Linked DNA regions of Homo sapiens: all the other regions are linked to region 1. The links are chromatin loops, found by intact Hi-C in ENCODE. Cell type or tissue: PC-3. All regions are shown on one strand. Links, peaks and the distances in the headings refer to the core of each region. The heading gives the core; the rest is flanking DNA. Region 1 overlaps UGGT2 (UDP-glucose glycoprotein glucosyltransferase 2). Region 2 overlaps UGGT2 (UDP-glucose glycoprotein glucosyltransferase 2). Region 3 overlaps ABCC4 (ATP binding cassette subfamily C member 4 (PEL blood group)).

What was found. A loop is a pair of places that touch in the nucleus more often than their neighbours do. Peaks named below come from ENCODE experiments on the same cell type or tissue, not always from the same donor. Only the 100,000 strongest peaks of a DNase experiment are listed, where the experiment ranks them.
Region 2: a loop joins it to region 1, with 16 times the contacts of the local background. A loop is called at or near these places in 5 of 110 quality-filtered maps.
Region 3: it touches region 1 in a loop (15-fold over the local background); 35 of 110 quality-filtered maps call a loop at or near these places.

The regions. Positions count from the first base shown.
Region 1 is chr13:95,829,499-95,840,730 of GRCh38, reverse strand. UGGT2 (UDP-glucose glycoprotein glucosyltransferase 2) reads left to right here. Exons shown (of 39, transcript NM_020121.4): 37 at 3,529-3,645; 38 at 7,678-7,804. Among named protein-coding and RNA genes, the nearest start is that of DNAJC3, 160 kb to the right of the region's middle. In PC-3, for the core only: a CTCF peak has its summit at 6,359 (motif pointing right); no DNase peak of the experiment used is centred there; H3K27ac peaks cover 483 bases.
Region 2 is chr13:95,976,014-95,987,245 of GRCh38, reverse strand. UGGT2 (UDP-glucose glycoprotein glucosyltransferase 2) reads left to right here. Exons shown (of 39, transcript NM_020121.4): 9 at 814-913; 10 at 3,382-3,442. Among named protein-coding and RNA genes, the nearest start is that of UGGT2, 72 kb to the left of the region's middle. In PC-3, for the core only: CTCF peaks have their summits at 6,367 and 6,567 (motif pointing right); no DNase peak of the experiment used is centred there.
Region 3 is chr13:95,183,642-95,193,225 of GRCh38, reverse strand. ABCC4 (ATP binding cassette subfamily C member 4 (PEL blood group)) reads left to right here. Exons shown (of 31, transcript NM_005845.5): 10 at 4,684-4,773; 11 at 6,334-6,525. Among named protein-coding and RNA genes, the nearest start is that of SNORD13G, 22 kb to the left of the region's middle. In PC-3, for the core only: CTCF peaks have their summits at 1,299 (motif pointing left) and 3,683 (motif pointing left); a DNase peak (open chromatin) is centred at 3,685.

The sequences.
Region 1 (11,232 bases), core at 1,436-9,435:
AGAATGATTTATCATCCTTTGGGTATATACCCAGTAGTGGGATTGCTGGGTCAAATGGTGTTTCTGGTCGTAGATCCTTGAGGAATTGCCACACTGTCTTTCACAACAGCTGAACTAATGTACACTCCCACCAGCAGTGTAAAAGTGTTCCTATTACTCCACATCCTTGCCAGCATCTGTTATTTCCAGATGTTTTCATGATCACCATTCTAACTGGCATGAGATGGTATCAAAACCACTCATTGTGGTTTTGATTTGCATTTCTCTAATAATCAGTGATGATGAACTTTATTTCGTATGTTTGTTGGTCGCATAAGTGTCTTCTTTTGAGAAGCGTCTGTTCATATTCTTCGCCCACTTTTTGATGGGGTTGTTTTTTTTCTTGTAAATTTGTTTAAGTTCCTTGTAGATTCTGGATATTAGCCCTTTGTCAGATGGATAGATTGCAAAAATTTTCTCCCATTCTGTAGGTTGCCTGTTCACTCTGATGATAGTTTATTTTGTTGTGCAGAAGCTCTTTAGTTTAAATAGATCCCATTTGTCAATTTTGGCTTTTGTTTCTGTTGCTTTTGGTATTTTAGTCATGAAGTCTTTGCCCATGCCTGTGTCCTGAATGGTATTGCCTAGGTTTTCTTCTAGGGTTTTTATGGTTTTACATTGTACATTTAAGTCTTTAAGCAGAGATTTAAATGTGTTTATTTGGAGATTTTAATATGTTTATTTAAATAGACATTTAAATACGAAATATGTCTATGTAAATAGACATTGTATGTGTTTACTAGCCATTGATATATCTTCTGTGATACACAAATGTCCAATAAACACATGAAAAGATGCTCAATGCCATTGTCATTAGGAATAGCAAATCAAAACCACAATGAGATACCACTTCATACTCGCTATGATAGCTACAATAAAAAAGATTGACAATAACAAGAGTGGACAAGGATATGGAGAAAATGGAACCATGATACGCTCCTATTTGGAATGTAGAATAGTGTACCAAGTTCAAAAACAGTTTGACAGGTCATGAAAATGTTTAACAGAGTTAACATATGACCCAGCAGTTCCACTCCTAGATATATACCCAAGAGAGTTGAAAACATGTGTCCAAACAAAAATTTGTACAAATGTTTATAGAAGCATTGTTTATAACAGCTGGAAAATGGAAACAACCCAAATGCCCATCAGTTGACAAATGAATAAGCCAAATGTTGTAAATTCATATAGTGGAATATTATTTGGCTGTAAAAAGGATTGAAGTACTGAAATATGTCACAGCATAGATGGACCTTGACAACATTGTGCTGACAGAAGCCAGACACAAAAACCTGATAATGTATAATTTTACTTATGTGATATGTCCAGACTAAACAAATTCGTAGAGACAGAAAGTAGATTATTAGGTACATGGAGGTTAGGGAAGGATATGAGGACAGTGTGTGAAATAATCAGCTAAAGATCAGCTAAGTGACAACAGAGTAGACCCATATATATAATTGACAGAATTAAAGTTCCCCTAAGATTTATATTCAGGAGGTTAAAATGAAAAAACAGTCGGCATGGGGGGTAGTGTGTGTGTGTGTCCTGTACTCATGGAACTCAGCCATGTTGAGTTCCATGAGAACAGTTACAGAGATTGAGATTTAATCAGGACTATGACTTTGTCAAGAAAGTACAACTAAGTGAGAGAAGAATAAGACAGTTGAGAGTATATTCAGAAGAATAACTATATAGGGGTGAATACATCAAGGAATGAGGGACAGTGAAATAGTGGTAAAATCAGTTGATTGGAGGTTCCAAGGGGTCAAAGGATATTGATATCTGAGTACTCAGTGGAGTGAGCCAAAAATCAAGAGGTGGTCAGAGAGTGGCACCATGAAATTGAAAGTATAGAAGACTTGGTCTAGTATATAACCATTTGAGTTAGTAGCTTAGATAATATGGTAGGCCAGGTTATTTAAGGAAGGGATTCCAAGGAACTAAGGGTGTCAGAAGGGACAGTTAAGGTTTTTCTTTCTTTGATTAACGGACTTTATTTTTTTAGAGCAGTCTTAGGTTTACAAAAAAAATGAGCAGAAAGTATGGGTAATTTTCTATTTCTGGGCTCTTTATTGTGTTCCATTGATGTATTTGTCTCTTATTTTTCCAATACCACACTGTTTTGATTACTGTAACTTTATAGTAAGACTTCAAGTGTGGTAGTGTCAGCCCTCTGACTTTATTCTTCAATATTGTGTTGGATATTCTGGATCTTTTCCTTTTTCCCTAAACTTTAGAATCAGTTGGCCAATCTCCACAAAATAACTTGCTAAGCCTTTGATTGGGATTGTGTTAAGTCTATAGATAAATCTGGGAAGAACTGTTATCTTGACTATGGAGTCTTCCTATGTGTGAACATAGAATATCTCTTCATGTATTTCAGTGTTCTTTGATTTCTTTCCTCAGAATTTTGTAGTTTTCATTTTGTTGAGGAACATATTTTATTAGATTTATGTTTAAGTATTTCTCTTTTTCGGTGCTAATGTAAATGGTGTGTTTTCTTAAATTTCAAATTATGTTTGTTCATTGCTGGTATATAGAAAAGCAGTTGACTTTTGTATATTAACTTTTTATCTTGTAACATTGCTAAAATTGCTTATCAGTTCCAGAAGTTTTTTCCCTTGATTCTTGGGATTTTCTGCATAAACAATCCTGTTATCACAAACAGTGACAGGTTTTTTTCCCTTCCCAATCTATATACATTTTCCTTTTCTTGTCTTATTGCATTTGCTAGGACTTTCAGTGTGATGTTTAATAGGGATGTTGAGAGAAGAACCTTAAAATTGTGAATCTTGGAGCTTATGTAGGACAACCAGCACAAGTACCCTTCATACTCTTGGAGAGAGAGGAACATGCCTTTGCTCTTGAATATAAGCAGATCTTCTATAGGGAAAGGAAGGGAAGGACTCCACCCCTGGAATATAAACAAATATCTCTGGGGAAGATTTGTCTGATTCTCTCCAAAGGTCTCTAACTTACTAGGCTAGTTTGCCAGTCAAACATCCATTAACCCAGATGCCAGCAATCTTTACTTAGAGAGCTCTGAGCATGCAGAAATGGGAAAATATTCATGGATCATTGTTTCCAATGGGGAGATGAAAATTCACCTCAGAATCCAGAGAGCATTGTGGTGACCAATATGAACAGTAATTGCAGGCATAATGTGAGCAATAGAGGCAGATAGAGGTAGTGAGGCTGTCCATTGTGGGGACTATTGAATGGTAGGTTTCTATGCCTCCTTCTTCATCCTTGTTCCCAGGGGTAGAGTCTAGGAGAGATGTAGGTATATTCCAGTGCATGGATTCATTCATGACACAAGATGATTGGATCACCTTAGGTATTTTAAGCTTTAAAGTGTAGAGAAATCTCAGATTTGCATATGTTTTATGATCTGTTTACAGTCTAACTGATGTCTTACTTCATTCAGCTTCTTTCCTTCTGACTCTAAATTTCATACGTCTATGATTAAATCACAATTTTCTGTAGGATCTCCCCAATAATATGATTTACCAAGTCGCCATTAAGTCTCTTCCTCAAGACTGGCTGTGGTGTGAAACCTGGTGTGATGATGAATCCAAACAAAGAGCCAAAACAATTGATCTGGTGAGTGTCTTTGTTTTCATTTGTATGTAAGCAGATACAGAAATGTTTAAATAGAAATATTTTCTTTCTGTTTTACAAAGGGAGTGGCATACGTATTACTTCGCTTCTTCTGCTGTTCAGTCTATTACACATTTACTTAGGTTGGCAAGTATAGGGTTATTTTGGGGGCCCCCAAGACCACCCTGAGGTTTGATGATTCACTAAGGAGATTCATGAGATGCAAAATATAATCATATTCATGGCTTGATTTATCACAGTGAAAGGATATAAAGCAAAGTCAGCAAAGGGAAAAGGCACATGGGGCAAAGAGAAAATCAGGTGCAAGATTCCAAGAGTCCTTTCTCTGTGATATCACACGGGACAAGCTTCATTCCTCAAGCAATAAGAGATTCCACAACCAGTGTGAAGTATTACCTACTAAGGACATTTATTAGAAACCCCAGTGTCCAGGGGTTTTACTGGGGGCTGGTGACCATATAGCACTGTCTGCCTGAGACACACCTAAATTTCCAGCACTCAGGAGGAAAGCAAGTGTTTAGCATAAACACCTTTGCACAGATAATTTAGACACAGTGAGTTACTCTTATAAAGGAATGGTGAGAACCATCCTGAACCCTGTGTTCCCAGATGCCAGCGAGGAGCCAAACTTACAAGCAGGTCTTTCTAAGAATAGCAATTTCAGGCTTTCTGTATTAACTCTTTTCTGCAAAAGGACTTTTGAAAAAAAGGCTTAGAGGGCTGGGCACGGTGGCTTACGCCTGTAATCCCTGCACTTTAAGAGGCCGAGGCAGGTGGATCACCTCAGGTCAGGACTTCGAGACCAGCGTTGCTAACATGATGAAACCCCATCTCTACTAAAATTACAAAAAATTAGCTGGGCGTGGTGGCACATGCCTGTAGTCCCAGCTACTCAGGAGGCTGAGGCAGGAGAATTGCTTGAACCTGGGAGGCAGAGGTTGCAGAGAGCGGAGATGGCGCCACTACACTCCAGCCTGGAGACAAGAGCAAAACTCCATTTCAAAAAAACAAACAAACAAAAAAAAAGGGCTGAGAGCTAGCTGAAAATGTTTGTGGATTAGCTATCATCTTGACATGTCTTCAGTTTAGTTATCCTGCCAATATTTTCCCCCAAATAAAGGCAAACAAGACAATTTTGTCTACTTAAAATATATCATACATGCTTTTTTCTTACTTATTTTTAAGAGATTATTTTTCCTAGATTTTCATTTAAAGCAGTTTATGCTGTGCAGTTTAACTCTCCTAAACATAAAATATTTCAAAGTAATTTATTTGTTGTCCATTTAGATTTTATATTCCACTACTACCTTGTCTTTAGTAGGTATAATAAGTTTTTTTCCTAGTATATTGTTTTTAATGTGCTAAGTGTAGAAAATTGTTTACAAGATCTTCACTGACGAATAAGCTATTAAAATGTTAGAATTCACACAATTTTGAACAAAAAAGAGCAGGAAAACAAAATATAGGAACTTTTTCAGACATGTATAGAAATACATATTTTAAAAATAGCATGCCAGCATGTTAGAATGTAATCATAGTTGGTAGAATATAGCAGAAACAAATAAAAAGGCATTTTTAAGAGGTAAGCAAGGGAATTTCATAAAGAGAGGCCAAGAACATTATTGAACACAACTACTAATATGTTGTTAGGGTTCTGTTGTGGCTCATACAGTAGTGGTGTAGGTCATTTTGGGATCTTTAGTACTTAGACTAACATGAGCTACCATAACAAACCCCCAAAATTCAGTGGCTTCATACTCATTCCAGCAGCAGACCTAAGTGGATATCTCCGTCATTGAGTAGCCCTCCTGTGTGCCATGTCTCAGGGAGTACTTTTTGTCCACCTGTAACTGCTTCTTCCAGTGCAGTAGCCACTTGCCTTATGTGGCTGTTGAGCCCTTAACATGTTGCTATTCTGAATTGAGATGTGCTGTAAGGTATAAAGTACACACCAGATTTTGAATACTCAATACAATGAAAATAACATATATCTCATTACTAATTTTTGTATTGATTACATGTTGACTTAGTATTTTGGATATATTGGGTTGAATAAAATATAGTATTAAAATTTATTTCACCTATTCCTCTTACATTTTTATACATGGCTACTAGAAAAATTTAGTATTTTTCTAGTGAAAAAACCCACAAATTATGTGTATGGTTTTCATTGCATTTGTATTGGATAGTACCAATCTGGAGGGAAGGGGAAAAAAAGTGTGGAGAACATATATCTTGAATCCTAAAGGCATGGCCCCTTGGTGGGAGTTGGTCACGTGGCCATATCTAGATGTAACAGGAGCTGAGAAATGGCATTCCTGGATGGACAGCTACTTCCTAGCAATAGCAATACCAATACCCAGGAAAAGGAGAAGTGGCACAAATTTTGGTGTTCAGCCCGTCTCCCTCATAGAAACACTAAGAGTAGAATGAGAGAACATGCTATTCTTCATGGAGGAGAAAAGAGAATGCAGAAAATTCCCAAGGAAATGGCCTAACAGAAGAAAAGAGCATGACTAATAATATTGAAGGTGGGAATGAAAATGTTTATGAATGTCATTATACTCTCTCAACTTTCCATCTCAGAGTTTTTCAGCCTCAGTACTATTGGCATTGAGGAGTGGAGAATTCTTTGTTACAGGGGTTTTCCTGTGCATTGTTGGGTATTCAGCAGCATTTCTGGCCTCTGTCCACTAGATGGCAGTAGCACCCCACCACTCCCCGGCCATCACACATTTTCTCCAGACTTTGCCAAAGCTCCCCGAGGGGCATGATTACCCAGTTAAGAAACACTAATAAAGCTTATAGAGTGTATGCATGAGCACACACATACACACACACACACACACAAACCCAATGTAGTACAAATAGCTAAACAAAACATAATATTTTTATTTTTTTAATAGTATGACAGAATTAAAAAAAGAATTAGTCCCATTATCTTCACTATATAGAAGACATTGCCTATAAAGTTAATTTCTGCAAGGAAAATTGTGTTGTCCACTTACCTCAGGAATATGTCACTATGGAAAAGAAATCCATAATGAATCAACTGAAAATATTTGGTGAGGAAAGGGTTAAGACAACAGGCTCACGGCTCATGACTAATAGCTTTCCCCTAAGAAATAAGAGGAAAGCAAGTGGAGAAAATGTCACCAGAAGTGAGCTTCAAGTTGCTTCCTGCCTTAATTCTTTGTAAATAGTGAATGGGCTTCCTTTATTACTTGATGAAGTTTATACTGCTCCCATTGTCTTCTGTCTCAGTAAATGGCAAATCCATTTTTTATATTGCTCAAGCCAAAGGTACTGGTGGCTTTGTCTTTCTTTGATGCCTCTCTTTACTTACAGCTCACGTCCAATATATCAGCAGATCCTTTCAGCTGTACCTTCAGATACATAGTGTGTCAGACTCTTATCAACCTTCTATAATTTTTGCTTTTAACTTTAATTTCCCAAGAAACTCTATAGTAGTACTCAATAGTTTAAACTGATTGTGTATTGATGGAACCTTAGAGATTTTCCTATTTTAATTTCTTTTGCAGTTGAATAAATTAAGCTACACACCCTACACACACACATAATTATGTGATACATACACATCCTACTACTAGTAAATATGGAGTTGGAACCCTGAGAACCGAGATGCCATTTCCATGTTTTTCTACTGTGCCTACAAAGCACACTAGTCTGCTATGTTCTTCTACATAGTGGTAATGTAATTAGATCTTTTGTCAAAAAGTTTTACATAATTTTTTTTTGACAGACTTATGAGTCATCAGAATGTCTTTCAACAATTTTTATTTAAATTTCTGATTGAGGTATTTGTATTAAGCAATTATTACATACATAAGTTGTGATATATCATTTCACCTGATCCTGTGTGTATTAAACTTCCAGTACTTAGTAGGACTCTGCTTTTTATAAAATGTATTTTGTTTGCCCTAGTGACACAGCATTGTCCTTATGTTTCCAGGAGCATGGTCTTTCATTAACAAAATTTACTTAAACTTTTAGTGCAATAATCCCAAAACAAAAGAATCCAAACTAAAAGCTGCTGCCAGAATTGTCCCAGAATGGGTGGAGTATGATGCTGAGATAAGACAACTATTAGATCATCTTGAAAACAAGAAGCAAGATACAAGTAAGTCATCAACGTGTTGTGATGTCTGAAACATGCGTTGCATTAATGAGATTAGAATAGACTACAGACTCATTTCTTAGTGAATTTATAAAATGATTAAGAATTTCTTTAAGAAAGTCTGTGGCATAATTTAAAGGTGTATTTTTGTGTAGACTAAGCTTACAAGTTTAAAACATAGATAATCTGTTTCCCCATGGATACAGCTTCAGCTCATAACTCTATATGGATAGATAGTGTAACATTAGTCTCCTGACACAACATAGAGGTGAAAAATAAAAGTAAAAGGAGTGTTTGTCTTTAAGATTGCACTGAATTTCCTAAATGTGAAAATTTGAGCAAGTCCTAAAAATTAATAAAAGCTTTACATAGCTAACTAAAAATATCATTTCCTATCTCCAAAATTAATCTCATATATAACAGAGGTTTCCCCACGTGTTTGTGGTTCTAGTATGTTTAATCATGGGCTGGAGAATGACTTGGATTAGATTTGCTTCAATTCCTTTTATGAAAAAAACTGTGGCTACCTTGGCATTTCATTGCCCTACATAAGTGTTCAACAAATGTGCTGAATTTATTTTTTAAAGCTGATACAAACTTCTTGATTGTCCTGTAATTCTCTTTCCCTGTCAGTGCTGCCTGTGTCTCCCTATTCTTCACTCTTTCTTAAAAAACCCCCTGAACTCCTATTGTGTTCGGGTCAGTGTGTTAGAGACTTTCACTAGATTATATTGGCTAATACTCTCAATAATTCTTCCCAGTGGTTCAGAATACAGTTCTCATTTTCCTCAGCTTTACTGTTTAGGGAAGCCGAAATGATTATGTATAAACTGTCTCATATAAACGTGAAATTGTTTCATCTTGACTTTAAAAAAAAAAAAAAGTTTTCCTTTAAAAAAAAAAAGTTTTCTTGGTGTGTTCAAAAAGTTCATTATACACACCCATGTATGTATAATAATTTAGTATAGATAAAGATACTATTTCAATTCATAAGAAAATATTCTGTAAGTGGTATGATATGACTTTTTTTAAAGGGAGAGAAGTAGGATGACAAAGGGAGGAGGGAGAGAAGGAAAGAAAGCAGGAAGAAGGAAGAAAGGAAAATTACCTCAACAAAAAACATCTTTTTCTTATATATAAGTATTTCTTTTATCAAATTGGGAAAGAGGTAACAGTTAATAATAATGAGCATTGGTGAGAATGTTGGAAAGTTAGCATTTTTATACAAGTAAACGTATAGTAGCTGTATAAGTTAAGGAAATTTTATATGTATAAAAACTTAAAATTTGTATACCCTTTCACCCAGCAATTCACTTCAACAAACTTAAAAAAAGAAAAATGATGTCTATATTGGTGTTTATTATAGCATTATTTTTAACAATGAAATAGAAATAATCTGTCCATCAATAGACAATTGGTTACATAAACATTGATACAAACAATGAAATACAGTGTAGCCTTTCAAGACAAACAAGGTAAATGTATTTGTGCTGGCAGCATATTTTAAGTTAAAAAATAGGTTATAGAGCAATATTTATAATTGATCTCGTTTCCATTAAAGAAAAATCATAGGTCTGTATGTATGTGTTTGTGTATAGATATGTATATAAGTAAGGGAGAGAAGTTTTACAAAAGAGATTTTTTTTTATTATTATTATACTTTAAGTTCTAGGGTATATGTGCACAATGTGCAGGTTTGTTACATATGTATACATGTGCCATGTTGGTGTGCTGCACCCACTAACTCGTCATTTACATTGGATATGTCACCTAATGCTATCCCACCCCCTACCCCCACCCCACAACAAGCCCCAGTGTATGGTGTTCCCCACCCTGTGTCCAGGTGTTCTCATTGTTCATTTCCCACCTATGAGTGAGGACAGGCGGTGTTTGGTTTTCTGTCCTTGTGATAGTTTGATGAGAATGATGGTTTCCAGCTTCATCCATGTCCCTACAAAGGACATGAACTCATCCTTTTTTAAGGCTGCATAGTATTCCGTGGTGTATATGTGCCACATTTTCTTAATCCAGTCTATCATTTTTGGACATTTGGGTTGGTTCCAAGTCTTTGCTATTGTGAATAGTGCCGCAATAAACATATGTGTGCATGTGTCTTTATAGCAGCATGATTTATAATCCTTTGGGTATATACCCAGTAATGGGATGGCTGGGTCAAATGGTATTTCTAGTTTTAGATCCTTGAGGAATCGCCACACTGACTTCCACAATGGTTGAACTAGTTTACAGCCTTACCATACTGTAAAAGTGTTCCTATTTCTCCACATCCTCTCCAGCATCTGTTGTTTCCTGACTTTTTAATGATTGCCATTCTAACTGGTGTGAGACAGTATCTCATTGTGGTTTTGATTTGCATTTCTCTAATGACCAGTGATGATGAGCATCTTTTCATGTGTCTGTTGGCTGCATAAATATCGTTTTTTGTGAAGTGTCTTCATATCCTTCACCCACTTTTTGATGGGGTTGTTTGATTTTTTCTTGTAAATTTGTTTAAGTTCATTGTAGATTCTGGATATTAGCCCTTTGTCAGATGGGTAGATTGCAAAAATTTTCTCCCATTCTGTAGGTTGCCTGCTCACTCTGACGATAGTTTCTTTTGCTGTGCAGAAGCGCTTTAGTTTAGTTAGTTCCCATTTCTCAATTCTTGCTTTTGTTGCCATTGCTTTTGGTGTTTTAGTCATGAAGTCCTTGCCCATGCCTGTGTCCTCAATGGTATTGCCTAGGTTTTCTTCTACAGTTTTTATGGTTTTAGGTCTAACATTTAAGTCTTTAATCCATCTTGAATTAATTTTTCTATAAGATGTAAGGAAGGGATCCAGTTTCAGCTTTCTACATATGACTAGCCAGTTTTCCCAGCACCATTTATTAAATAAGGAATCCTTTCCCCATTTCTTGTTTTTGTCAGGTTTGTCAAAGATCAGATGGTTGTAGATGTGTGGTATTATTTCTGAGGGCTCTGTTCTGTTCCATTGGTCTATACCTCTGTTTTGGTACCAGTACCATGCTGTTTTGGTTACTGTAGCCTTGTAGTGTAGTTTAAAGTCAGGTAGCATGATGCCTCCAGCTTTGTTCATTTGGCTTAGGATTGTCTTGGCAATGCAGGCTGTTTTTTGGTTCCATATGAACTTTAAAGTAGTTTTTTCCACTGAATCTATGAATTACCTTGGGCAGTGTGGCCATTTTCACAATACTGATTCTTCCTGTCCATGAGCATGGAATGTTCTTCCATTTGTTTGTGTCCTCTTTTATTCCTTTGAGCAGTGGTTTGTAGTTCTCTTTGAAGAGGTCCTTCACATCCTTTGTAAGTTGGATTCCTAGGTACTTTATTCTCTTTGTAGCAATTCTGAATGGGAGTTCACTCATGATTTGGCTCTCTCTTTGTCTGTTAATGGTGTATAGGAATGCTTGTGATT
Region 2 (11,232 bases), core at 1,996-9,995, 150 kb before region 1:
TGAGTAGAGAGAATATATAAAACATGTAAGCAGACTTTGGGGCTGAATATGGGACTCAGAAATAATGAGACTAGTGTTGAAAGGTTGATTTAAAGTCATTGTAAGATATCCAGATGGTTAGGTTCAGTGGTGGGGTGAGTATCCTGTCCTTAAGCTAAAGGAGAAACAATCTGCCTCACTGTTGAGGTAGGTAATGAAAGAATTTAGTTTTAAATCTTTTCTGACTCTTGACAAAGTAATAATACTAAGATGAATTCTTCTGACATGTTTGAAACTAACCACAGTTAGCAACACACATTTTTCTTTTTATAGGATTGTCATATCAGATAAAATAATACTAAGTTTAGGATTTTATTTCAGCACAAAGGTAAAACAATGTTGAAAGAGAAATTGAATGTTTCTATTTACTGAGTTAAACACAGTGGAGCTTTCTTAGAGGTCTTTTCAGAATTGGCTCTTTAAAGCTCTTTTTACTCCTCTTCATTATTCTTTTGACTTTTTGTCATATGTTTCATTTAAGTATAGAAAAAGCTTTGCGAGAGCATTTCTTTTCATATATCTCTCTCGAAATTATACTGTAATTTGTGGAAACAAGAGGTATTAAATAGTCATTCATAAAAGTATAAAGCTTATATTTGGAAATAAGTGATAACTTTACATTTAAAACTTTTTAAAAATGCAGATGTAACAGTATTAACATGTTTGTATACTAATACTTGGCAAGAAGAATTGAGTCAAGTATTTCAATTTCATGGAAATGTCTATAAAGGTCTAATATTATGCTAGATTCCTTAATAATATTTTTCCTTCCAGATCTTAGTTTTCAAGCAGCTTCTCAAATAATGTCCGCTCCAGTTTATGATTCCATTAAATTAATGAAAGACATTTCACAGAACTTCCCCATAAAAGCCAGGTATGTTAAAGTTTATAGGTTTCATTGCAGCTATAACTCTTTCTATTAAATGAGTTTTATGAAAATAGCTGATTTCATTTAACATGAAGGTGTCAATTAGTTCTAGTATATATAGCTTTTGTGAAATCAGGGCCTTTTCAATATATATATATTTTTTGATTAGAGCAAAATATTGGCTTGTGCATACATGTGTGTATGCACTGTAAGGTAGAACTCTTGTTAGAGGCAAATAGGAAAAAAAGTCCTAAAAAATTTTCTAAAATCATGCATAGTAATCTAAGGAAAAACTTGTTTAAGCAATAAATAATGAAGGAGTGTTTTTTCTTTCCCTTATGGAGGATGATAAAAAGTATTACTCTAAGTAGGAGGTCTATGCCCAAAGTACTGCCAAATCATATTCTTACCCTTTCAGAGTCCAAATGATTGGTAATGTCTTAATTGGATGAATATTGTGTGGAGTACTTTTTTGCCAAGAGGATGTCTCGTTGAACTGCTTCCATGAATACTGATGTTACATTAAACATATATTCCATTTCAATAGGAAATACATTTGCATAGCTTAAAGAGACCGGTGCATGCAATGCAAGTTACCACGTATTATGAGAATTTGCTATATAACACAACTTTGATGCAATTGTATTCTGGTTAGGGATGACAGAGTATAAAATTAGCAACAAGTAAAATATGAGTTAGCTTATACTAAAGAGATAAAATATGTGACAAGTCGCAGTGCATGGGCAACAATGGTGTTTTACTGAGAGGAATTGGAGAGCAGTCTACTAGCTTAGCATACCTTCCTAAGCATAGAATGATTGCTATGCCTCTTATTGTCCCAAACACTATTTTGTACATTTATTCATCATACAGATTACAGAATCTTCAATATATGTATTCTTTAATTTTGAAAGTAAATAAATAGTACATGGTTGGCTACAAGATACCAAGGATTTTTTGGTGGTACCTTGAAATAAAGGAGTTTGTTTCCTTATTTACAGATTAAGAATGAATATATTGATATGCCTCTTTCAGTCAACTTTAAATGTCAAGAATTTGAGAAGTCGTCATTTATATAATAAAACATGAAATATATATGGGTGTGTATAAATGTCATATCTGTTTAGCCATAATATTTTAATTAATGGCCGTTATAAAAATTATTAGATCAAATACAAATAAAGTAAAATAACTTTAGTCTTGATCAGACAGTTGATTAGCTCTATTGATGCTAAGTCAGTATAACTGTTCAGAGGTTCTGATGCAAAACTCTGCTGTTAATCTGTAATTAAGAAAAAATTATAAAATATGCTAACATTGCTTAATGGCTAAATTGTAGGCTTGAGCATATCTCTAAAACCACTTGGTAGACAATCTGTAAATGTTTGTTGAAATGAAATATTTGCTAAATAAATGAAAAATTTGCCTTATTAAATTTTTAATTGTAATTTCTCACAATGCTGCCAAACTTTAGGAAATAATATATACTTATTGTGGGCTGTTTCAAGGTACACCTTTCTACTTGAGTTTTCCTTAAAGCAGAACTTTGCATTAACAATCTTTTAATTTTTTAATTCTATTTATAAAATTTGTAAAAGCTAGTCATGTTTAGGAATTATCAAGTTGAATACAGTCCATAGGAACTGTATTTTGAACACTTCTGCTGTCTTTAAATTATAAGTGAATTATAAACTCTTCAAGAGTGAATAGGCTGGGTGCAATGGCTCGCACCTATAATTTCAGCACTTTGGGAGGTGGCAGTAGGAGGGTCACTTGAGGCCAGGAGTTTTAGACCAACCCGGGCAACATAGGAAGACTCCATCTCTAGAAGAAAATTGAAAAATTAGCTGGATGTGGTGGTGTGTACCTGTAGTCCTATCTAATTGAGAGGCTGAGGCAGGAGAATCACTTGAGCCCAGGAACCCGAGACTACAGTGAGTTGTGATCATGCCACTGCAGTCCTGCTGGGTAGAAGAGTGAGACTCTGTCTCTAAAAAAATGTTTTTAATAAACAAATTGAAAAAATTGAAAGAGTGAGTGATGTAAAGCCATGATTTCAGTTTTTTAGAACATTTCTACTCTGGTAGGTTCCCAGGTTAACTAAAAAATTCTTCATGTACGTATATTCATGTACTTATACATTGGTAATTTCATACAAAATTTCTCTATTGGGCAAAATAACGCAAAACAGCTTTTTCAATGAAGTGTTTTCAAAAAATAAGTCATAGTAAATGATGACAATCCATACTGCATACAGCTAGTACACATGAAATTTTGAGAACCTCCATTCCACTTGAACCAAATACTTTTGTCAAATGAAAGCTAAATTAGGCCATATGGAAATGTATACTTTTCAGTCACAAAGGATTTGGAGTTTTTAGCTTCTTATCCAAAGTATTAGATTACATTGGGTTATATAGATCAGTTCTAAACATTTAAGGAAGGATCAATTATATTAGTATTCATTTTTCCAGATCTCTAACCAGAATTGCTGTAAATCAACATATGAGAGAAGAAATAAAGGAAAATCAAAAGGTTTGTTTGAATTCCTTTTTTAAAACATTTACCCAACTAATATCACTGTTTCTGACTTTGGATCTTCAATATTCATACAAAAAAGGAAATAGTAATTTGTGCTTTTTTGATTATTAAAACAGTCTGGGTTCTTCTATTTTTATACTGTGGACTATATGAGCATTTAATCAGCCAATCTTTTCTGACATACCTTCTACTTATTTCACAGTATATTCCAGAATTTCTTCCGAGGTAGTATGGTTTTCTTCATAGGATAAAGAATAAAGGCTGTGAGTTAATTATTCTGTTTCTTGTAATTAGTTTTGCTTAAAAGCTTGTGAAGACTGAGTCAGTGTTAGACCACTGGAACGGTAGAATCCTATAGCAGATAGAATACAATTTATCAGTGGTTTGATAAGATTCTGCCAAATGGTATCTTAAATTATCCATAGACCCCAAATAATTCTAGTTGTGTTAATATTTGTAAAGTGCTTACACCACTGCCTGGCTTTATTACATAGGACCGGTTTGGCTTTAAGTAGTATCATACCAGACTCACAGGGCCCTAAACACTAGGAGTTCATTTTTCTCACTTCTTACCTGTATTTAAAGCCAAAAGAGGCAGGGTGGATGGTACCAACCACATTTATCCTCACTAAAGCCTTCTTGGAACATTTTAGCAGACTGGTTTCTATCTCATTGGTGAGGATTTTGCCATGTGGCCACCTTAGGCTGCGCGGGAAGCTAGAAAAGCTAGTGTTTACTTTTCTAATAACGAAGCAAAGGAGAAGTGGCCTGGGTATGGTGCTAACTTAGCCAGCCAGCAGTGCCCATCATACTGAGACAGAGTGAGCTGTCAACAAATGTCAGCTGTTTTGATGACAACTACAATGATGGTAATGAAGAAAAAGATGCATAGTTCATTGGAGAACAGGTGTTAGGAACCACAACACATCATTCCTACCTGGGACATTCTTTGCCTCATTGACCACCTTACAAATTCCTGTGTATCCTTCAAAACGGATTTGTGGTATTGGTCCATTCTATGATGTTCCTAATTGTTCTTACCATTCTTCATGCAGAATGGATTGTTTTCTTATGACACACAAAGGAGTGGGTTTGGGAGTGGAGGCTTAATACGCAAAAGAAAGAGAAAGGAGAACAGCTCTCTCTCTCTTATGAGAGAGAGGGGCACCTGAATGGGAATTCGGGCTGCCTACAGAGTGCACTGGATTTTACAAATAGGCTTGAGGAGGCGGTGTCTGATTTACATAGGGCCCACAAATTGGTTGGAGCAGGTATGATGTTTTACATAATGCATGGGGAAGGCTGACCACTCCACCCTATTATGCATATGGGCTTTCCACTTGGCTGCTGCCATGTTATCTGCTTCTTACTGTACATGTGGACTGGAAAGAAGGGAAGATGGAGCTGCCGTTTTGAACATGCCTGGTCCCAGGTAACCTGTTCCTACTGGCACAATGCCAGCATTTACCTATGCAAGCTTCTAGCTTGCTTGCCTGTGTCTGCAGCTCGATTTTACAGGCTGTTCTTTGTTAGAAAATAAAATGATTTGGGGGCGGCTTTTCATTAAAAGGAAAACCTTACCGAGGACTCACTATCTGCCTAAATAATTTCTTCCTAACTGCTATATCAGAACCATGCTGGCAACCTGAGTATGCCAGCTTACTCAGGGCCACTATGGCCATCACCTTATCTACCTGTCAGCCATTTGGAATTGGCAGTGAAAGAGTTTTGAAATGAGCTTTGACTGCAGAGCAAGAAATCTTGAATTTAGTAAACTAAATAATCATGACACTGCAGATAGTCTTCTTGATCACCTACTACTTCCAGAGAACACTGAAAAGAGAAAGACAAGGATGATAATGTCTTTCATGTAACTAATCTAGGCTAAATGGGTATTTGGACTAGCAGTCCATGTTACCCACTAGCTCATGAGATGTGGGAGAAGTAATTAAAGAAACTGAAGTTCCAACCTTGGGGAAGAGGGTGGTTGTGATGAGAAGGTAAGAAAATCTTGGACTATTCATTGCAATTGCATTGCACACGGATTGGACACGAGAAAGCCCTGGAAATGTGTTTCTGTTACAGCATCTCATCCATACAAACCGAAAAGTACATTTCCTGCAAAACATGTAAACAAAATGTTCACCGAAAAAAGAAGTAATAATGGTCTTTTTTTCTTCTTCTTCTCATGCTGCAGTTTATTTACACCAGGTCAATTGCTCTGGTGTAAATTACACTTTTTAAGGATTTACTTAAGAAATTTGAAGGATTTTCCTCTGGGTCTGGGACTAAACTAAAACAAAAGTGTCTTTTTTTTTTTTTTTTTTTTTTTTTGAGACGGAGTCTCGCTCTGTCGCCCAGGCTGGAGTGCAGTGGCGCGACCTCGGCTCACTGCAAGCTCCGCCTCCCGGGTTCACGCCATTCTCCTGCCTCAGCCTCCCGAGTAGCCGGGACCACAGGCGCGCGCCACCACGCCCGGCTAATTTTTTGTATTTTTAGTAGAGGCGGGGTTTCACCGCGTTAGCCAGGATGGTCTCGATCTCCTGACCTCATGATCCGCCCGCCTCTGCCTCCCAAAGTGCTGGGATTACAGGCGTGAGCCACCGCGCCCGGCCAACAAAAGTGTCTTAAGCATAATTTTTCTCACTTGGGGGTACTGCAGAGCTCCTGGCTTTACTTAAGGAGATAAAGAGGATATGACCTTCGAGTAGAGGAGATAAGAAACATTTAGTTTAAAATAAATACATAAATAAAAGAAACATCCTGCCCACAAATATAAAAGGAAACAGGAAGAATCTTTGAGATGGAGTCTTGCTCTGTCACCCAGGCTGGAGTGCAGTGGCATGATCTTGGCTCACTGCAGCCTCTGCCTCCCGGGTTCCAGCAATTCTCCTGCCTCAGCCTCCTTGGGTAGCTGGGATTACAGGTACACGCCACCACACCCGGCTAATTTTTGTATTTTTAGTAGAGACAGGGTTTCGCCATGTTGGCCAGGCTGGTCACGAACTCCTGACCTCAGGTAATCTGCCCCGCCTTGGCCTCCCAAGAATCTTGATTCCAAAGCGACATCCAGCTCTGAAGAGCACACACTGTGGATGCTGGGCTGCTCCATCTTCCCACTAGAGGGCGCAAAGGCTTTAGTTAAAAACCAAGCCAAACCCAAACCATCTACTTTGATCAGTTGTTTGTTTTAATTTCAGTAGGTTTTTTGGGAACAGATGGTGTTTAGTTACATCAATAAGTTATTTAGTGGTGATTTCTGAGATTTTGGTGCACCCATCACCTGAACAGTGTACCTGGTACCCAATGTGTAGTCTTTGATCTCTTGCCACCCCCCGCCCTTTCCCCCGAGTCCCCAAAGTCCAATGTATCATTCTTATGTCTTTGCATCCTCAAAGCTTAGCTCCCACATATGAGTGAGAACATATGATGTTTGGTTTTCCATTCCTGAGTTACTTCAGTTAGAATGATAGTCTTCGATTCCATCCAGGTTGCACAAATGCCATTTCATTCCTTTTTATGGCTGAGTAGTATTCCGTGGTATGTATAGGGTATTTGGGCTGATTCCATATTTTTGCAATTGCATATTGTTCTGCTATAAACATGCATATGCAAGTATCTTTTTCATATAATGACTTCCCCCCCACCCCTCTGGGCAGTTACCTAGTAGTGGGATTGCTAGATCAAATGGTAGATCTGCTTTTACGAATCTCCACATTGTTTTCCATAGTGATTGTACTAGTTTACATTCCCACCAACATTGTAAAAGTGTTCCCTTTTCACCACATCCGTGCCAACATCTGTTACTTTTTGGTTTTTTAAATTATACCCATTCTTGTAGGAGTGAGGTGGTATTGCATTGTGGTTTTGATTTGCATTTCTCTGATACTTAGTGATGTTGAGCATTTTTCCATATGCTTGTTGCCCACTTGTATATCTTCTTTTGAGAATTGTCTAATTCATGTTCTTAGCCCACTTTTTGATGGGATTTTTTTTTCTTGCTGATTTGAGTTCTGTGTAGATTCTGGATATTAGTCCTTTTTCGGATGTGTAGATTGTGAAGATTTTCTCCCACTCTGGGCTGTCTGCTAACTCTGCTGTCCTTTTTAATTTAAGGTCTTTAAATACATAATAACAATCTTTCCTTACTCATAATAAGAAGAATACAGATCAGAATTAAACTGAGAAAGAAAGATTTCAAAAAGTTGGCAGGGCATTCTGTAAGCAAGTCTGTATTTTTTTTTTTTTTGCGTAAGAGACCAGGGGAAATGAGAATATATATTTACCTATTCTAGTTTTTGCATGAAGAAATACTAGAGGATGGAGAAGAAACTTTGGGAGAAAATTTTGCCTATAAGAGCCAGGGATGAAACGGGTGAAGGGTGCCAGGATTGGCATAATTCTTCTAGTGTAGCTTTTTATATAGTTTTTGACTTGGGACTCAAGCAAAGATTATTCAAAAACTATGACTATGCTCAAGTTGTATAACTGAATTTGAGTTTGGTTTTATTTAGGAGACAACTGCTTTAACTCCAAAGTACAGCAAATTTCCTTTGGAAGTTCATAATTGTTGTTAATTTGCTGTGAGTGGCCAGAATCTGCTTTTGGTGATTTTAAATTGTCAACCCAACATACGTCTTTGTTGTTTATTGCAAGAATTGTTATAGTCCATGACATTTTTTATTTGCTTCAAAATAAAATGAGGATATGATCAGGTGGTCAGGTAACTTTTTATGATTCAGCAGAGTGGAACAAATAATTTCAATTACATAATTGCTTAATGAACCAAATGCAGATACTTGAATTAACTAAAATGCAGATATTCAAATAAAGGATTGCACCTTACCCAAATAAAAGTTGATGTTGCTTCTAATTATTTCTAACTACTTTGTGTGAGAATTATACAGAGTTCTGGAGACATTACCTATATTAGAACATCATCTCTCAAAACTACATCTGTAAATCATACTTTTTAAGTCTTATCTTGTCTTATTCCTTATTCTGAAAATGACAACATTTCTATTAAGATTTATATCTGATTTGACTTCAAATTTTAATCGTAAAGAATGAAACTAGACCCCCATCTCTCACCATATACGAAAATCAAATCAATAGGGGTTAAAGACTTAAATGTGAGACCTGAAACTGTGAAACTGCTAGAAGAAAACATTGGGGAAATGCTTTAGGACATTGGTCTATGCAAAAATTTCTTGAGTAAGAACTGAAAAGCACAGGCAACCAAAGCAATTTGGACAAATGGGATCATATCAAGATAAAAATGTTCTGTACAGAGAAGGAAGCAGTCAACAAAGTGAAGAGAAAATCTACAGAATGGGACAGAGTATTTTCAGATTATTCAACAGTCAAGGGATTGATAACCAGAATATATAAGGAGCTCAAACAACAGCAAAACAATGAATAATCTAATTTTAAAATAGGCAAAAAATTTGAATAGGCATTTCTCAAAAGAAGGCATACAGATGGCCAACAGTGATGCTCACCATCACTAATCGTCAGGGAAATGCAAATCAAAACCACAATGAGATAGTGTCTCACGTGTTAAAATGACTTTTTTCTTTTTTGTAAGTTTGCTCTTTTTTTAATTTTAATTTTACTTTAAGTTCTGGGATACATATGCAGAACATGCGGGTTTGTTACGTAGGTACACTTGTGCCATGGTGGTTTGCTGCCCCTATCAACCCATCATCTAGGTTTTGAGCCCTGCATACTTTAGGTATTTGTCCTAATGCTCTCTCTCCCCTTGCCCCCTACCCCCTGGCAGGCCACATGTGTCCATGTGTTCTCATTGTTCATCTCCCACTTATGAGTGAGAACATGCAGTGTTTCACTTTCTGTTCCTATGTTAGTTTGCTGAGAATGATGGCTTCTAGCTTCATCCATGTCCCTGCAAAGGACATGAACTCATTCTTTTCTATGACTGCATAGTATTCCATGGTGTACATGTGCCACATTTTCTTTATCCAGTCTATCATTGATGAGCATTTGGGTTGGTTCCAAGTCTTTGCTGTTGTAAATAATGCTGCAATAAACATACGTGTGCATTTGTCTTTATGGTAGAATGATTTATAATCCTTTGGGTATATACCCACTAATGGGACTGCTGGGTCAAATGGTATTTCTGGTTCTAGATTCTTGAGGAATCGACACTGTCTTCTACAATGGTTTAACTAATTTAAATTCCCATCAATAGTGTAAAAGCATTCCTGTTTCTCCACATCCTCTCCAGCATCTGTTGTTTCCTGACTTTTTAATGATCACCATTCTAACTGGCATGAGATGGTATCTCATTGTGGTTTTGATTTGCATTTCTCTAGTGATAATGAACTTTTTTTCTTATGTTTGTTGGCTGCATAGATGTCCTCTTTTGAGAAGTGTCTGTTCATATCCTTCGCCCACTTTCTGATGGAGTTGTTTGTTTTTTCTTGTAAATTTGTTTAAGTTCCTTGTAGATTCTGGATATTAGACCTTTGTCAGATGGGTAGATTGCAAAGACTTTCTCCCATTCTGTAGGTTGCCTGTTCACTCTGATGATAGTTTCTTTTGCTGTGCAGAAGCTCTGTAGTTTGATTAGATCCCATTAGTCAATTTTGGCTTTTGTTGGAATTGCTTTTTGGTATTTTAGTCATGAAGTCTTTGCCCATGCCTGTGTCCTGAATGATATTGCCTAAGTTTTCTTCTAGGATTTTTATGGTTTTAGGTTTTACATGTAAGTCTTTAATCTATCTTGAGTTAGTTTTTGTATAAGGTGTAAGGAAGGGGTCCAGTTTCTGTTTTCTGCATATGGCTAGCCAGTTTTCCTAGCACCATTTATTAAATAGGGAATCCTTTCCTCATTGCTTGTTTTTGTCAGGTTTGTCGAAGATCAGATGGTTGTAGATGTGTGGTGTTGTTTCTGAGACCTCTGTTTTCTTCCTTTGATCTATGTATCTGTTTTGGTACCAGTACCATGCGGTTTTAGTTACTGTAGCCTTGTAGTATAGTTTGAAGTCAGCGTGATGCCTCCAGCTATGTTGTTTTTGCTTTGGATTGTCTTGGCTATACGGGCTCTTTTCTGGTTCCATATGAAATTTAAAGTAGTTTTTTCTAATTCTGTGAAGAAAGTTGATGGTAGCTTGATGGGAATAGCATTGAATCCATAAATTACTTTGGACAGTATGGAAAATGGCTTTTTTCTAAAACAAAAAAAATAACAGATTCTGGGAAGGATACAGAGAAAGGGGAACCCTTGTGCACTGTTGGTGGGAATGTACATTAGTAAAGCCACAATGGAAAACAGTAGTATAGAGGTTCACAAAAAAAATGAAAAATAGAATTACCATATGATCCAGGAATCCCACTGCTGGATATATACCCAAAAGTAAGGAAATTAGTATATCAAAGAGATATCTGCACTGCCATGTTTATTAAAACACTATTCACAATAGCTAAAATATGGATTCAAGCTAGGTGTCCATTAATGGATGGGTGGATAAAGGAAATTTGGTACATAGACACAATGGAATATTATTTAGTCATAAAAAAGAAATCCTGTCATCTTTAGCAACAATAGAGGACATTATGTTAAGTGAAATAAGCCATACACAGAAAGACATACTACAAGTTATTACTCATATGTGAGAGCTAAAAACACTGATCTCATGGAGGTAGAGAGTAGAACGATGGTTATTGGAGGCTGGGGAAAATGAGGAGGGGTTGGTTAATGGGTGCAAAAATACAGTCAGGAATAAGATCTATTCATTAGCATAATAGGGTGATTATGCTTA
Region 3 (9,584 bases), core at 1-8,000, 650 kb after region 1:
GAGCAGCACTCCTGCCCAGCCCCACTGCCTCCGTCCTCCCCTGTGGGACAAATGTCAAAACTCTCTAGACTCCAGACTCTTCCTTTCTCTACATGCCCTTGGCTCTAAGTATTGCACTCCCTGTTTCATGTTTGCCTAATTCTGATGTAATTTCTGCCATCTCTACCAACAAAACAATAATGTGTTCCCAGATATTTAGAACATCATCGCATCTTGTGCACATGGAAACTCACACAAGGTGACAGTTTCTCTTTATCTGCTGGCATTCCCACCCTCATACACTTTATTTATTTATTTATTTGTTTTGGAGACAGAGTCTTGCTCTTTTGCCTAGGCTGGAGTGCAGTGCTGTGATTTCGGCTCACTGTAACCTCTGTCTCCCAGGGTCAAGTGATTCTCCTGCCTCAACCTCGTGAGTAGCTAGGATTACAGGCACGCCCCACCATGCCTGGCTAATTTTTGTATTTTTAGTAGAGACAGGGTTTCTCCCATGTTGGCCAGGCTGGTCTTGAATTTCTGGCCTCAAGTGATCTGCCCGCCTTGGCCTCCCAAAGTGCTGGGATTGCAGGCATGAGCCACCGTGCCCAGCTCTAATACACTTCAAGCATTGACAGACAGCTCTGTGAACATCCCACTAGAAAAAAGCACTCTAGGTGAATGCTGTTGAGCTAGAGGAAGGCACTGAGGTAGCTACCACACACTGTGTAGGTCCCATTTGCAAATTTCTTTTGTACCAAACCCTGCGATATTGTAAAATGGTCTGTTTTGTTGTTTTTCGGTTCCTAGATAACATTGACAGCTGCATTGTAAACAGAACACTCCATCCTGTTTTCTGGCCTTGTCTTGGGGTGATTTTGCCTCACACTGGCAGGGATTATTAGGGAGGTCCTGCGGCTGAGAGGGTGCTGGGGTGGGAGGAGGGGCACAGACACGGGCTTCTGGAGAGAAGCTGCAGAGGAAAGAAGGGTGTGCTGGGCTGGGATTTCGGAGAAAGACAGAGACCCCAGCAGCAGTCCTGCTGGATAGACCAGCAGGTATTGGAGGGAAGGTCTTCTCACCAGCCTAGGTCTCATTTATAAAACAGGGGCTTGGGCTGAAGCTGTAAAGTCTGTGGCCCCGTGAGAGCCTGTGACTCTCCATGGGGAAGGGATTTGCTTCTGCTTTCTTCACTGCTCTGGCCCCAGGGCCCACAGAGTGGGGGCTCAGTCTGCCTGCCTTAGTGTGTCTTGGAGCCTGGGGAGGTCCCAGAGGGAATGGGCCTAGCCTTCTGAGCTGTCGAGTGCTGCCCCCTTCTGGCTGCAGCCCACCAGTGCTGGGTCCCAGGCCTCCCGGCGGGGCAGAAACCTGCTCTAAGAACCAGGGCCTTGATGGGAAGCTGGGTTTTGCATGTGGCTCACTCTTTTGCAGCCAAAACTGAATAAAAAGAAGTAAAATCAGAAGTAGTTGTTAGGAAAGAGACACACTGCAAAGGAGGGGAAAGGGACAGGTTGACCGGTTGTGTTTTTTCATCCTTTTGTAATCACAGAAATAAGTAGGTTTCAGTTGTCTTAAGAGACAGATGTTACTTAATCAGGAATACAGAGTAGACCCGTTACATTTTAGAGGAGGAACACCTTATATAGTAAGGCGAAGTCAAGCAAGACTTTGTGAATTTGTGACAAGTTTGCACTTAAAATCGTGTAAATATGTCACATTTTGTTTAACGTTATTTTTCCAAGTGTTTAGGTAATGTATTACTTTTTTAAAAAAGAAATAGTTGTTAGGCATGTATGAAGGAGTAAAGAAACCTATTCTGGGTGGTTGTTATATAATTCCTATGAAATCTGGGGCTAATTTCTTTGTGCTTAAAAGGGATCATGATCGTTTTGGTCTGCGGCCATCCTATGATGTGGTATGGGACACATAAGGGGTCAGTTTTCATACACACATATTTTAGCATTTGACCATTTATAGAAATATTTGTGATTATTCGGATATGTGACCATTAAGTCGTTTCCAGGTAAATTTTTCATTTTGAAGGTTATCTTGATCTCTTATTCCCCCACCGTGCTTTCTGTCTTTTGGGCATTTTACTAATTGCACATGCCCGCTTGAGATGTGGAGAGGGGTTGATGAGTAACTGTGGGCTGCGCCAGCTCAGTGTCTTTAGGTTTTGGGTTGGTTGACTCCATGCGTGCTTCCCTCTTCCATCATCCCAGGGGTGTTCCACCCTTCAGGGACGCCAGATTCATTTTGAAGAATCCTTTTCTAGAGTTGAGGAGGCTGCATTGCCTTTGATTCATTCTTGATCATTTTTCTATGATATGGATGAGCATTTACCAAAGTGTGTCGTGCAGAAGAATAGCCACTTCCGAAAGGATTTGGGACTTGAATAAATTTGCTAAATGCCTACCCACCAGACATGCATGGTCAAGTCTCTCCAATCTATCCACGAGAAATTCAGACGAAGATTATAAATGTGCTGCTTAAACCCCTTTAGGATTCCTCCCAAATTGTAGCTGTTTTTACTTTACTTAACAGTATCAATTTTTGTCTACTAGTGTTGATGTCTGGGTTTGGACAAAAGTTCTTAGAGTTGGCAGTTTTTACGGTTGAGGTTCTATACTCTGAATTTAAAACCATTCCTCTCTTTATTTGTACCAACTGACTTTTGCTTTTTTAAAAGATAGATAATTCAAAGTACTGATTGTCCTTGTATGAGAAGAGGAAACCTCCTCATTTTGGTTTATCATGCTCTGGTAAACTATCCCTATCATGCTCTGGTAAACTATCCCTTCTCCCTGATACACACTTAATCCTCTCAATTGAAAATATTTAGAAGCTCTTTGTAAAAGTAATGAATTTGATTTGGTCTCCTAAATAATAAACTGCAAAATAACATTTTTTTGAGACAAGGTCTTACTGTGTCACCCGGGTTAGAGTGCAGTGGTGCAATCTTGGCTCACTGCAACCTCAGCCTCCGGTGCTCAAGGGATCCTCCTGCCTCATCCTCCTGAGTAGCTGGGACTATGGCACACACCATGCCTGGCTGATTTTTTTTTCTTTAAGAGATGGTTTCTCACTATGTTGCCCCAGCTTGTCTTGAACTCCTAGGCTCAAGTGATCCTCCCACCTCCATCTCCCAAAATGTTGGGATTACAGGCATGAACCAGTCCGTACCCTGCCTAAAACAACTTTTTTTTTTTTAACATTAGCAGTGATTGATAATTTTGTTAACATTTAGTATATGTAAAAACATGCATATACTCCTGAATCTTTTTATCATAGAATTTATAGATTGTTTAGGAACATTATTTCTGATACCCTAATGAGTACTTCATCCCTTCCTCCCTTTGTGCTGGATTGAATGCTGTGGTGGGTACCTCAGTGTTTATAGTAGAACTACTATGCTGTCCCTATTTTCCCAGGATGGGTAACACAAGCTGCAGGTGTAACACTGAGACTTTCACTTTGACCTATGAACATACACTTAATTTCATTATTCTTCAGTTTTTGGTTATTGTTAAATTAGAGCTCTTGGTTACAGGGTTGACCACCATTTGTAGAAGTTCATTTGCCAAGAGTGACTTTATAGTATAAAGTGCCTTCTGGCTGGCTGGGCATAACTGAGGTTCATGCTTTATCAAGTGAAAATGGAAAGATTAGTGGAGATTTCAAGTCATCCATTAGCCAAGGACTGGGCATGCCATGTACTCATGCTGCCACCTTGTGGAGGTTAATGAAATAGAATATTAAAACCAAGGGACAGAATGAAAATTTACAAATGGTTGAAAAGCTCCCATACTGAATATTATATTAAGAATATTGCCGGGCGCGGTGGCTCACGCCTGTAATCCCAGCACTTTGGGAGGCCGAGGCGGGCGGATCACGAGGTCAGGAGATCGAGACCACGGTGAAACCCCGTCTCTACTAAAAATACAAAAAATTAGCTGGGCGCAGTGGCAGGCGCCTGTAGTCCCAGCTACTCGGGAGGCTGAGGCAGGAGAATGGCGTGAACCCGGAAGGCGGAGCTTGCAGTGAGCGGAGATCGCGCCACAGCACTCCCGCCTGGGCGACAGAACGAGACTCCGTCTCAAAAAAAAAAAAAAAAAAAAAAAAAAAGAATATTGTTTTAAATGAGAACACATGGACACAGGGAGGGGAACATTACACATACGGGGCTTGTCGGTGGGTGGGGGGCAAGGGGAGGGAGAGCATTAGGACAAATACATAATGCATGCAGGGCTTAAAACCTAGATGACAGGTTGACAGGTGCAGCAAACCACCATGGCACATGTATACCTATGTAACAAACCTGCACGTTCTGCGCATGTATCCTAGAACTTAAAGTAAAAAATATATATATATTGTTTTAGTAAGTTAGCATGAGTTTTCATTTCAAGAAGCTTGTCTTGTCATTTTTACTATCTAAATTTTGTGGAAGTCTGGAGCTGTGTTCACATGAAAATCTGGTAAAAGGGAATGGGCCTTCCTTAAGTACTGAAGACTCCAAACTGTGTAAAACCCCACCAAAAAAATATGATTGTATGAAAAGGACTCTAGGATACAATATCTTAAAATAGGAAGGAGAAAGATTTGGGTTATGTTCATGTATCAATGACTGTTGTATTGTTTTCTTCTCTTTTTGAAGTGATTTGTGTGACTTTATTGAAATGGGCACATTTTATAAACTTTAATTTGTAGGCATCAGAGACCCCAACTCTACAAGGCCTTTCCTTTACTGTCAGACCTGGCGAATTGTTAGCTGTGGTCGGCCCCGTGGGAGCAGGGAAGGTGAGTTAGAATGGCTTTTGGCAGCTTGTTGCAACCCCACTTATCATATTAACTTCGTGGGTTTGAGCCCAAGGCTACGTGTAACACAATTTTGAACTGGGTACACTTGGCACGGCATTTCTCAGTGCATGGAACATTCGTTTTGCAAGAAGGGTCACATGACCAAATAAATGTGGACAATGCATATCATGTTTCCCTTGGTTCTTCAAGTTGAGCAATTGGGAACTCCTAGAAGTTGGACATCTCCATGAAAGAAATTATTTATGTGACCACTATGCAGGATGGATTGACTAAGAAAGTGGGAACTTCTTTTTGTCAGAGGGGACCCTAGATGCTACAAGACATCTGGAGGTTATGAAGGCTTGTCTGAAAAGCTTTAAACATGTTTTGATATGACTTCTCCAAGTCACATGAACACACATTTAATAAACCTGTAGCCAGGTGTATAGTCCTGTGTTAGGAGTAAAAGATACACCTGTAATCAAGACCCAGACGCCACTGCCCTCCAGAAGTTTCTGGTATCTGGGGTGAGACAGATATACAAACAGGTGATTTCAGTTCAGTGTCGTAAGTGCTCTGATAGTGGGGGGCACAGACACGTCATGTCTGTGCATTGTAGAAGATGTGAAGGAAACGTGCGTACAGACTTAGTCTCATATATTCTAAAGCAACGCAATAAATCTAGTTGTAGGTGTATAACAAATAGGGTGGTTTAACAATTGAAGTTTGCTCTTCAGAGACACGATTCTTGGGTATTTAAAAATAAAAGTCCTTCCTAGTGCACAGGATTTATTATTTATTTTTATTTATTCATTCATTTATTCACGTATGTATGTATATTTAGTTTTTGAGACATGGTCTCGCTCTGTCACCCAGGCTGGAGTGCAGTGGCGTGATCTAGAGTCACTGCAACCTCCATTTCCCTAGGTTCAAGTGATTCTCATGCCTCAGCCTCCCAAGTAGCTGGGATTACAGGCGTGCCACCATGCCCGGCTAATGTTTGTAGTTTTAGTAGAGATGGGGTTTCACCATGTTGGCCAGGCTGGTCTCGAACTCCTGGCCTCAAGTCATCCACCCGCCTCGGCCTCCCAAAGTGCTGGGATTACAGGCGTGAGCCACTGCACCTGGCCAGGATATGTTATTTACATACAGCATTTCTAGGATTAGTTCTTTGTCAAAAAAGATACCCGCATGCAGGAACAATGCATTCAGTATTGGATATATGAACTATATATGTCATGCTTGGCTACTCTGTTGCTGTAAACATTCTTAGTTGATCTTTGTTCCGTGTACCATTTCATTTAGGGGCATGAAACTCATTTAGGGAAACTCATTAGGGCAGAGTAGATTGTTACACTCTATTTTGTTAATATTCCTTATAAACTACTAGTTTATGTGGACCATTATGTTATTTCCAATTTTTAATCACAACTTCCTGTGCTCTTTTAAATGAATGAATGGTGTTTTTCAAGCTCCCAGGGCTGGGCAAGGCTGCATTGCAGTGGCTTATTCTTGTCTCGAGTGTTGACTGAACATGTGCTTTTTTACAATCTGTTTCAGTCATCACTGTTAAGTGCCGTGCTCGGGGAATTGGCCCCAAGTCACGGGCTGGTCAGCGTGCATGGAAGAATTGCCTATGTGTCTCAGCAGCCCTGGGTGTTCTCGGGAACTCTGAGGAGTAATATTTTATTTGGGAAGAAATACGAAAAGGAACGATATGAAAAAGTCATAAAGGCTTGTGCTCTGAAAAAGGTGAGTGATGACTTTTGGATTTCATGTACTCGAATGTCCAGTAATACTAGTGTTCACTTGAACAACAAGGTTTATTAACTTTTTTTTAATTTTTAAAGACCTTTGAATGTTATTTAATACTTTAAGGCGGTCCTCCCAGTAAATAAACACACACACGCTCTGTCCTTTTACGTCTGATGCGAAAATGATGTTTACAGGGTGAATTTCGGGGGTTTGGTTGGTTTTGTGAAGTTTTATTTACTTTTAACTTTTCTTTTTTTCAAAATGGACAATTATAAAAATTTGCAAAAGTGGAGAGAAGGGTGTCTTGAACCTGCCTGTACCCATTGCTCAAGTTCAAGTGCGATCAACTTGTAGCCAATTCAACTCCGTCTCTCCCCTGGCCCTCTGCTAGCTCCACCCCCAACCCAGATTCTTCTGATGCATACCCTTGGCCTCAATTGTATTTTATCTGTAATTGTATTTTATCTGTAATACCTTATTACTTATCTCTAGAAGATAAGAACACTTTTGAAAAAAAATTACATCTCACTCAAGAAAAAAAATCACCAGAATTTCTTGCTATCATCAACCGGCTAGGCAGAGATTACAGTGCTTTAGTATCTCATTACCCATTGGTTTGCGTCAGACTCCGGAAGATGTCTGCACCGTGCACTTGGCTGATGTTTCCTGCTTGGGTCCCTCTCAAACCACAGGTTTCCTTCTCCACTCCCTTTAAAAAAGAAAATTTGTTTCAGTAGATTTTGGGGTACGGGTGGTTTTTGGTTACATGGATAAATTTACAGTGCAATTTATTATTTAAAGGAAACTGTTTTAAAATTTATTTTTCATTGTGTATCATTTCACCAAGAGAGTGATTGTTTTCAGAAAAGATGAAGTGTTTGATTGTACACTGAGGTTTTCATAAACCTGGTGGATAGTTGATGAAAACTGAGCATACTTAATAGAGGGCTATAAGTTCTAGAAGATAGAAAAAATGGTAAATACTGATAAATACTATGTTACCTTCTTTGGGCCATAAAAATCAGTGAATAATGGCATTAAAGGGCTCTCCCCAGGCCCTGTGCAGTGTGGCCTGGACATCCTACTGTTCTTTTATGCTGTCTGGAAAAGGCCGCCACAGACTGTCACAGGTGTGATGCAGAAGGCTTCCAGCCAGGTTTGTGAGGAATGAGTAATTTTGCTTGAACAATGGCTGGAATATCAGAGTCTGTCAATCAGGTGAGTAGTATTTGCTGGCGATTTGGATAGAGAAATCATTGCTTGTTTAATGGGCTGTTTCTTCATCCTGGACTATTGTTAATGAGAGATGATGCATTTTCGGAAATGACATTAAGTTAGCAGTAATGAGCTAGATTTTTATTGAATAGTATACACTATATAGGAAAAGATGCGCTAAGGCAAGCTCCTAGTTATTCAGATCCTACCAGGTCTTATTTTTTTTTCTCTGTCTCACACGCTCACACATATGCACACACAAAGCTGTGTAAAGTTTTAATCTTTTGCCATGATTTCCCAGTGCCTTTGCTATTGCTATCCTCATTTTGTTTATTTTTCTGATATTGCTAGCCTCGCTTTTTTAAAGTAAAATTTTCATTTTATTCAAAGTTTGTACAGAATTGCTAACATTTCCCTAAAATAATTACTATACTTCAGCTTGTCCTGCTCTGGTGTCCCCCCACTGTCCCCTGCTTCCCTGAAGATCCATTTTAGAGAAATTTTGCAGAAATATAGGGTCAAAGTAGGAGAATATACAAGGTGATTTCAGTGTGTTGCAGTGAGTGGAGTGTATCATGTTTTAGGGAGTTGAGAAACAGATGGCAAATTTTGCTAGTTTTCCCCCACTGGTAGTTACAGTTGATAACCAAGAAACTGCTGATGGACCAGGCCCCGGAGATAGGAAAGATGGTACGCCATTTTTCAATGGAAGGGTGGCACTTGGCAACCTGGGCCTTGTCTTTCAGCTCTTTTCTTCCATCATTTCTCTATGACAGGTTAGAAGTGAGGTCCTTGGGACCAACACAGGGCTTTCTTGGGAAGGCTTTGTTGCTCTTTACCTACTAATCTGTCAGTTTGGAGATAACCTACTAGTAAACTCTAGAATTTAAGAATGATTTGTTCAAGACTGTGGTTTCAAGAGTTGAATGTTGCTTCTGGCTGGTAAAGTGGAGGGTTGGAGAGATAAAATGACTCACTTGAACATTTGCAGTTCAAGTTCAAAGCCATACCTGCCTAGCTCCAGATTCCATTTTCCCCTCTGCCAGGCACCTCTCAGTTGGGGGTGTTTATAAGGTAGAAAACTATTTTAACAATTAGGTGATTGATAAAAAGGTAGAATGTGGGACAAAATGTTTTTCAAGCCTTCCCTTTTTACCTGTTCAGCTTCTGATACCCACATGAGACTCCAGGTCCCAGGTCACCCAGCTCTGCCTTGCTCCTTCCCACATCAGAAAGTCTCTGGGGGAAAGTGGGGGTTAGGACAGTGGCTGCCATTCAGCCTCTTCCGTAGCCACCTTTGAGGACTGGCCCAGTAACTCGGATAGTGTCCCAGGCACCTGCGGGCTTCTGCGTGGCAGGCAGACTCCAGTGGCAATGGGGTCCCCTCAGGGCTGGGCTGCATGGCGACTTCTTGGTTCCTTCCTGGATGTGTGTAAGCATGGACTGCTGGCCCCCTGTGCATGGTTCCATCCTCGGTAGGACGGTGGGCCTCCGGTGGTGGAGAAGTCGAACAGAGCAGGAGTCTGGCCCAGCTTTGTCATTTGCTCGCTGTCACTTTGGGTTTTTTTTGAGATGGAGTCTCGCTCTGTCACCCAGGCTGGAGTCTAATGGTGTAATCTCGCCTCATTGCAACCTCCGCCTCCCAGGCTCCAGTGATTCTCCTGCCTCAGCCTCCTGAGTAACTGGGGTCACAGGTGTGCGCCACCATGCCTGGCTAATTTTTTTGTACTTTTAGTAGAGATGGGGTTTTGCTGTGTTGACCAGCTGGTCTTGAACTCTTGACCTCAAGTGATCCACCTGCTTTTGCTTCCCAAAATGCTGGGATTATTTGCATGAGCCAC